Regions from separate parts of the Homo sapiens genome. Here region 2 is linked to region 1. A link is a loop called in an ENCODE intact Hi-C map of the cell type or tissue named here. Cell type or tissue: IMR-90. All regions are shown on one strand. Links, peaks and the distances in the headings refer to the core of each region. The heading gives the core; the rest is flanking DNA. Region 1 overlaps NEO1 (neogenin 1). Region 2 has its middle 120 kb from the start of ADPGK.

Region 1 (4,397 bases), core at 135-4,134:
TTTGCAGGGAGAAGAGATGACCCCTGACACTCAGAAAGAGATCCCTGGCCACTATACACACCAGTCAATGGTTCAACTTCCTCACTAATGCTTCCTTCCTCATGTCCTTTAATCCACTAACCAAATCTACCTCGGCCACAATTAGAAATCAACACCCAACCTCTACCATGAACCAAGGCTGACCTGAGTTTTGTGAAATTTGAAGCATATATAATTTGAGGGCCTTTTTGAAGAAAAAAAAAAATGGAAAAAAATTTTTCAATTTTGCAAATGTTACAAAAATATGTAACTAACAAACACACTACACTGCTAGAGCCTCTCCCAGATCCTAGAAGAGGTCTATGCAAGTGAGGGGATCCAGGGCTCACCAACTTAAGGGTAAATTGTCTCTGCCATGAAGACATGTTGAGGAAAAAACAAGCCTATAAACTCTGTTTGTTAAATAAAACAACTAGTACACCAATTCCATTCAATAAAAGAAAGGCACTGGCTAGAGAGTTACAGTGTTCACAGTTACTTTAGAACAAACTGGCTAAAATTAAGGACAGATAGAAACTGTCTAATGGCAACAAGAGAGCAAAGCACAGAGAAGAAAAAATGTGAGTGGAATCAATGGGGGAAAGGCATACTCATCCACTTCTTTCATACTCCTGAAGCTTATTGCCATCAATTATTTGTAGGTCTCCCCCAGGAACAGTTTTCCCTACTGGGTTATTTACATAACCTAACTTCAGAAAGCTCTCACTTTTCTTCCCTGACAAACAAAAAGAGAGAGAAAAAACAATTCTCAAACAACTTTGCTTTGAGAATTTTTCTTTCATTTATACATCATATATTCCATCATTCTATTGACCAAGGTCCCTATCACTATTAGAAGAAAGTTGCCAAATCTCTCATTCCTTCCTCTAATACAATCTGCTTTGATATATGCAAAGGTCTCAGAAGCTTATCTGACTGAACAAGAACACAAGTTCTCATTTCCTAATAACTTCCTGAATATTTTATTATCGTTTCCGCCCAGGAAATTTATTCACTCTATGTAGCTCCAACACAAACAGTTCATTTCTGAAGGGAAACTATTCAAGTATAGCAGAAACTCATATAAAAGAGTACTTCCAATAGGCTGTTGTTAAACTATGTATCCGAGTGAAAAAATGAGTTGAAAATACATATGAATTTAGAAATACACAAAAAATAAAGAGAGACATTTATTTAAAATAAAAATATTTTCCCATACTAATTGATTAAATACAAAGAAAACCCACTGGCCTATTTGATTGAATAGTACCAACAGCAAAATTGATTGAATAGTACACTTAAGATCTAGATTTACGTTTCAACCATACCTACATTTCAACTATAACGCAGTAAAAATATATTTTAAAAGTCCAAAAGTAAGATTTGAGTAATTTTGGCCATTAGCGAGAAAAATTATTGGTACTCTTTTCAAGGGAAAAAGATTTCTAGAAATTGCCTTAAATGTCTTAACATAATTTGTATTCCTAGGGCCACAATTTTGGGCCTATTACATGGCATAATAGCCTACAATACATGCCAAACTTCACAGTAAATCCTCTCTGCTCTTTGGAGCTAAGGATGTGGGGCAGTAAACAACCAGTAACAATAAGATTCCAAAACAAAATCTATTTGGGCATTCTCTTTGCCATACACAACTCTGAACAATTAAAAAAGAGCTTCTTTCCTTTCTCTTTGAAATAGAGGAAGTAGTCTGACTAAACAAAGGGTATAAGAGATAATGCACTTAGAAAGAAAGGGAATTCCAGGAGGGAAAACCACACTGTTTAGTATTTCGTAATGCAGCAAGCTGGTTAAGAGCCTGGCCTGAGTTCAAATTCCTGCTTGTCATTTACTAGGTATATAACCACAGATTAAATGACTTACTATATCAACACACTTTTTAAAAATCTCCAGCACACAGTGCTTTACACATGAGAAAACTAAAGCACAGAGAGGTTAACCAGCTTGCCTAAGGTCCCCAAGACCTTAGAAACACCCAGCGCTGCTAGTGTTTCTAGAGGAGGCATGAAGGAAGAGATCTGCAGAAAGATACAAGGAAAATACAGCTAACTGTATCTTAACTCAATAGAAACATAGAGCATCTACTGTATCTGTGCAACCAACGGTTGCCCGTGCCACACCCTACACCTCAGTGTCCCTAAAATCTTTTAAGAACACTTTACTGTGTGTTAGACCTCTTATTTAGCAGGACGGTAGGAAACACTGCCATTGTTTTAGATAAACAGAGCCCTTTGTGGACTGGGGCTGGGAAATGAAACTAGACCAGCCACCTATACTGCTCCTCCTGAATCATCCTTGAAGACATCAGCATGAAAACCAACAAATTTCAGGTGATAAAAATCTACAGAACATTCAAACATCCACTGTGTTTAATACGGCAACACAACTGAATACAGTATATCACAGAAAGCATTCTACATTGTCAATATCCTTCTCCCTGCTTCTCCTGCAGGGATTCTCTAGCTTACTTGAACAGGGAACACTTTCCCCTCCCCTAATATAAAACTATTAAACTACTAGATTAGAAGAACAATGGTCCATGAAACACCAACTTGGGTAAACAGCCTAGACTGAACCCACTCTTCCAATTCACAGTATACACCACTGTCAGATCAAGGACGCTTCTTTTCTATCCCTTTCTTGTGCCACTTCACATCACCACCCTAAACCTCCAAGTAAATTACTTTCTGTTGCCCATATCACCAATGCTTTCCCACTTCTGGATGTTTGCTCATTATACTTCCTCTCCCGCTTCCCATCGCCATAGGTCTGTCTCCACTGCTAAGCCAGGGCCAACATCCTGCGCAATGGACAGAGGAACCATGTACCCAGCCTTCAAGATCTATCAAATTCTATCATCCCATAAAGCTTACACTGAGTTGCTTCATGGAAGTAACCTTCTCATTTTTAGAAAACCCAAAGCACTCTGCACCCCTTTTACAGCATATATCACCTTCTCCTCAGCAGTATTATTTTTACGTATGATATGCCATTTGTTAGACTGGTAACTTATTTCTCCCGTTACCTAGCACAGTGCCTCATACATAGCTGCTCAATAAATGCTTGTTGAATGAATAAATGAGTCTGAGAATCTATTTCCCATCAGAGAATCATAATTAGTTTTTGCTAAACACAGTTAAATAGACTGGACTTCTCCTTCAGAGAACACAAACTATTTGAAATTGCCAAGAGCTACATCTTAAATCAGAGAAAGTCACTGAGCTGTACAGCAGAACTTCATTCACACAAGCTTCCTTGTACTTACTTGTTTATGTGTTCTTCTCTGTGAAACAGGCCTTTATACTGCCAAAACTGAGTAGGGTGGAGAACATAACTAGTTTAATTTGTGTTTAAAAATATGCAGTCAATTAGAATGTAGTTATGACAACCTGAAAACGGTGGCTCATGCCTGTTATCCCAGCACTTTGGGAGGCCGAGGTGAGTGGATCACCTGAGGTCAGGAGTTCAAGACCAGCCTGGCCAACATGGCAAAACCCCATCTCTACTAGAAATACAAAAATTAGCCAGGCGTGGTGGCGGGCACCTGTAATCCCAGCTACTCGGGAGGCTGAGGCAGGAGAATCACTAGAACCTGAGAGGCAGAGGTTCTGGGGAGCTGAGATCATGTCACTACACTCCAGCCTGTGCCAGAGAGAGAGACTCTGTCTCAAAATAAATAAATTAATTAATTTAAAAAAATTGCTATGTTATTATAAGATATCACTATCCTACAGTTTTCCTCTAAATAATCATAGAATATGTTTCTGAACTTTTTCTGATAACTCAGTTCTTCCACAGAAAGTGCCTTACCTCCTACAATAATCCCTGGAGAGAAGAAGGACCTAAGAAAACACAGTTGTCTTATAAACCAAAACATGATCCTTCTAAATCCTTGAAGAGGAACAGCAATGTTGTGAGAAAGAGGAAAGGTAGAGATAAGAAAAGAAGGTAGCCTGAGCAGTAGCAAAATAAATGTGAGAAAGATCAGGCTTGCTTCCAAAGAAAAAAATCAGTTAACAAAAGACAGGGACTGCTTTGGGGTGTGAGGAGGTGGGTGGGGAGAACATGCTGAGGTTGGGGGAGTTGGAAATACAAACTTAGAATGAAGTTACTTAAGCTTTGCACTGTACAAGATCCCAGGCCTTCTCCAAATGCCACACCACTCAGAGGTCCTCTCATGCTTACTGTCAGTACCTTCTATTTATCTATACAACCAATACTTACTGAAAATCAACTATGGGCCTGGCACTCTTCTAGGCACTGGAAAAATAGTAAGTAGCATTCATTTAGCAGAAAGGACAGAGATATGACATTGTTACTTAACTTCTTTAGGTCCTTCAGTCTCCAATCAGATCGTA
Region 2 (4,397 bases), core at 108-4,107, 180 kb after region 1:
CCGAATATTTCTCTGTGAATATTCACTTGAGGTTTTATTAATACATGCATAGTGTTGTTGTGGGCCTGGTAAAATCTCCAACAGGAACCTGGTCCCACAGTTCTAGCCATGTAATATTTTCTTCCTTCTTGGAAGATGGGAAGGTGTTAATAGATACAATTATTGTTCTTGAGCAAGGTAGGCTGAGTCATAGTGCTCTTTTTTGTAAGGAATCTGTCTGGTGACACTGAGCAGAATGAGCATAATTCAGTAATCCCTTGGTTAGAGACCCTCTTATTAAGGAATCCTCTTTTCTTTCTTTCTTTCTTTCTTTTTTTTTTTTTTTTTTTTTTTCTGAGACAGTTTCACTCTTTTTGCCCAGGCTGGAGCAAAATGGCATGATCTCGGCTCATTGCAACCTCTGCCTCCCAGTTCAAGTGATTCTCCTGCCTCAGCCTCCCGAGTAGCTGGGACTACAGGTGCACGCCACCACACCCAGCTAATTTTGTATTTTTAGTAGAGACGGGGTTTCACCATGTTGGCCAGGCTGGTCTCGAACTCCTGACCTCAAGTGATCTGCCTGCCTCAGCCTCCCAAATGCTGGGATTACAGGTGTGAGCCACCATGCCCGGCCAGAATCCTCTTTTCTTGTTCTTTTGCTCCATAAATAGATTAGGGAGAACGCTGCTCCTCTGTGTATCAAATAAGGCAAAAAGAAGTTGTAAAGAGACTGCATCATGGGCCATATGACTGTTCTGGCAAGAAGAATGAGAGAAATAAGGACTTCTGTCTTTATTTGAAGGGATGCTCAGATCAGGTAGTGGGTGGAAAACAGTATGAACAATGCTGTTATTGATTTTTTACCTTAGTTTATTATTTTTTTTGATGCTGAATTGGATAGCAATTACATGGCTTAGCCTAGACAACAGAGGGAGACCCCATCTCTACAAAATATAACAATAAATTAGCCAGACATAGTGGCATGTGCCTGTGGTCCCAGCTTCTTGGGAGACTGAGATGGGAGGATCACCTGAGTTCAGCAGGTTGAGGCTTCAGTGAGCAGTGAGCCGAGATCACGCCACTGCACTCCAGCCTGGGTGACACAGCGAGTCCCTGTTTCAAAATAATTTTTTTTTGGTGGGGGGAGACAGAGACTTACTCTGTCACCCAGGCTGGAGTGCAGTGATGCAATCTCAGCTCACTGCAACCTCCACCTCCCGGGCTCAAGCAATTCTCCTGCCTCTGCCTCCCAAGTAGCTGGGACTACAGGCACACACTACCACACCTGGCTAATTTTTGTATTTTAGTAGAGATGGAGTTTCACCATGTTGGCCAGGCTGGTCTCGAACTTCTGACCTCAGGTGATCCTCCTGCATTGGCCTCCCAAAGTGCTGGGATTACAGTCGTGAGCCACTGCACTCGGCCAAATAAAAATTTTTTTAAAAAGAAAGAAAAGAGCTTTGGCCAGTCTCTCAAAGCTCAGCCTGGCTCCAGGGAAAGTGGTTACCAGGTGTGGCAGGCCCTGAATCAGATGTCAGGGTGTCAGGCTGTGGGTAAAGGAGACAGCATATCATAAGGTTCTTTAGAAGCACAATCTCTGGCGTCAGGCTGACCAAAGATTCAATCCTGGCAAGCCGTTTTACCTCTTTAAGCCTCAGTTTCCTCCTCTGTAAACTGGAGTTAAAAATTACTTCACCAGCTCATCATGAAAGTTTAAATGAGATGATAAGTATAAAGTGCCTGGCACATAATAAGTCTTAATGTTATTGTTCTCTCATGACAAGAACAAGAACACACAGGAAGTGCTGGGTCCCTTTCCGAGATTTTGGAGAATTAAGAGGAAATGTAAAGTGGGAAATAGTCAATATCAAAATGGAAGGACTTCCTGGCCATTGAAGGGGCTTTAGAAATCTTGAAATATGAGGAATAATTGAGGAAACCTAGGGTGTTTTACTTGGAAGAGAAAGAATTATCAAATATTTAAAGAGCTACCTTGTATTCGAATAGGGGCTAAAGAGCCCTTTGCTGGCTGTTACCTTTCAACTCTCAATGAAATTCGGATCCCCAAAGCGTCCTGTCCTGAAGCTAGCAGAGATTGGAGGGCAAAGGCCCTGGCTCAGGGTTGGCAGCCGATGATATCCAGGGACCTGGATTGGAGGATGCTGAGCAGACACCAGGCTGGCCCTCTGGCTGGGGCAGAAGGACTTGGAACCCAGAACAGCCCAAGGAGCGGGGTGGAGAGTGGTTTATCCCAATTGGACAATAGCAGCCTTTTGGAGAGATACTGATGCTATTCCTAGTACTTTGTCTACATTTGAGAGAGGCCATTTCAGGTCACAGGAGCATTCCTCTTGGGTGGAGTGGAGTTTATTTCCTTGTGGTCTGGCCAGGAAACGCCAAGCCGGGTGGCCGAGAGGCTGGCCGTCTTGGCTGGAAGGCGAAATGCCTGGCCAATCGGTCTGTCTCCAGAGAGCAGACTGGCCCGCCTTGACTGGCCGGTCCTCTGGCCGCTGTTGCTGCCTGAAGAGCATCCCCCCTCCAGCCAGTGGATTTTCTCATTGCTAGACTTGTAAGTGGCGTGATTTATGACTCTGCTGATCCATGCTGGCCCCTGGGTATACAAGCTTTTGCTTCCAAGCTGGGAAGCGAATAATGAATTAATCACCCTGCCTCAGGTTCAATACGGAGCTGAGTGTTTGCAGATCTTTATTGTACTGTGCAAGCCAAGTCGAACTCCTCAATTTACACTTCTAATTCACTGGAGTTTGTGCAAGTCTGCCTGTTCCAGGGGAGCTGCAGCCTCGTGGCTGCTTAGTCTCTGAGGAAGCCTCACTTCCCCAGTTCCCAGCCATTCTCTCCCTCTAAGAGTGAATGAATGCCCAAGACTTCAGGGTGCTCAGAGAAGCCAAGCCACTTCCTCAGAGACTGCTCCCTTGGATGTCTCTTGTCCTAAATGGTGTTGTTTATGACAGTTCTCAGTGCAAAAGAGATAGCTGCACCGCCTGATGCCAGCCTGTGTGCATGGCATGGAGAAGGCACACAGGAAATGTTGGTTGAATGAATAGCCCTGGCGCCACCAACACAGATGTTTATCAAAACTAATGGTTTGCAGTCAGGGCTGGAGTCTGTCCTCTTTTCCTTTGTTCTGGTTCTCTAGGACTTGGGGAGGAGAGTTTTTACTAGGTCTCAGAGCTGATGAGATCTGAGTGATGAGATGGGGCAAATTCTCAAGTTCACTGAGAAGCAGTGGGAGGCAAAGTCTGCATTTGAAGATTTGGGGCTTCCCAGTTTTGGCCATTTTTCTTCACCACCCAAAGACATATGCAGGTACTTTTCACTCAGTGCTTGAATGTGAAAAGCAGGTGCACAGAGTAAGGCTGACCCAGGCTTTATCCTGATGGGCTCTAAGAAGGGGGCACATCTATTCTGGGGACACATTCTTCCTGACCGAGTGCAGCTGAGATGCTGCCTCGTCTATCTCAGCATCCAGCCTCCCCACAATGCACACATCTGGTCCTGCAGCCCAGAGGGACCACCACACCCGCAGTGTCTCTTCTTGGGGCTTTTGTTCACCTTGTTCTATTCTCCTACTCCTTGCCTCTTTCGCTGCTACTTGTTAAGATTCCTCCTCCTCCACTCCTCAAGACCTGCCTCCAAAGCTATCCCATCTCAAACCTTTCCAAGCTGCTTCAAATCCATGTGGTTTCCTTTCCCTTTTGGCCTCAGCCACATGCTGCTTGTCCTTTTAGCCCTTCTCTGACTCTGACCCATGTCCTCATCTCCTGGCCGACTGGGCATGGCTTCTGCATTGTCACTCTAATTACTGGTAGAAATGTAAGGACAAGAAAGAGCTGAGGGCAGCCCAACACCCACCATCAGGAACTTCCTTACAGATTAGCTACAACTACCATCTTCCACTCATCAGACACAAACATTTATAGAGCCCCCTACTCCACCCAAGCACTGGGGTTGCAACAATGAACACGACTTTACCTCTTCTTGTTTCTCCCCTCCAAGCTCCAGACACATCGACTTTCTACAATGCCCTCAAACCCACCATGTCCTCCTGCCTCAGGCTCTTGGTATATGATCTATGCCTGAAACATCCTAACTCTCCTTCTCTTCTTGTTTATTCATTCTGATCTTTTAGAGCTCAACTCGAACACCAATTATTCAGGGAAAGCTATGCGGGAACCACCACCAACACCACTGCTCCTTGGTCTGGATGTTTTCTCTGAACCCCTAATCACAACTGTACCTACAGTCATTCATTATGTTGTCAGTTGTTTCCTATTCATCCTCAACCAAACCCAGGATGGAAGCTCCCTGAGGGCAGGGCCATGCCTTTCTTGCTCACTGCTCTATTTTTATTGCCTACAACAGGACCCTACATAAAGGAAGTGCTCAACAAATATATT

What was found. Peaks named below come from ENCODE experiments on the same cell type or tissue, not always from the same donor. Only the 100,000 strongest peaks of a DNase experiment are listed, where the experiment ranks them.
Region 2: a loop joins it to region 1, with 1.9 times the contacts of the local background. A loop is called at or near these places in 2 of 110 quality-filtered maps.

Annotation. Positions count from the first base shown.
Region 1 is chr15:73,076,373-73,080,769 of GRCh38, reverse strand. All of the region lies in intron 1 of NEO1 (neogenin 1), which reads right to left. Among named protein-coding and RNA genes, the nearest start is that of NEO1, 26 kb to the right of the region's middle. In IMR-90, for the core only: no CTCF peak of the experiment used is centred there; a DNase peak (open chromatin) is centred at 1,829.
Region 2 is chr15:72,900,839-72,905,235 of GRCh38, reverse strand. No RefSeq gene overlaps it. Among named protein-coding and RNA genes, the nearest start is that of ADPGK, 120 kb to the right of the region's middle. In IMR-90, for the core only: no CTCF peak of the experiment used is centred there; a DNase peak (open chromatin) is centred at 2,475; H3K27ac peaks cover 210 bases.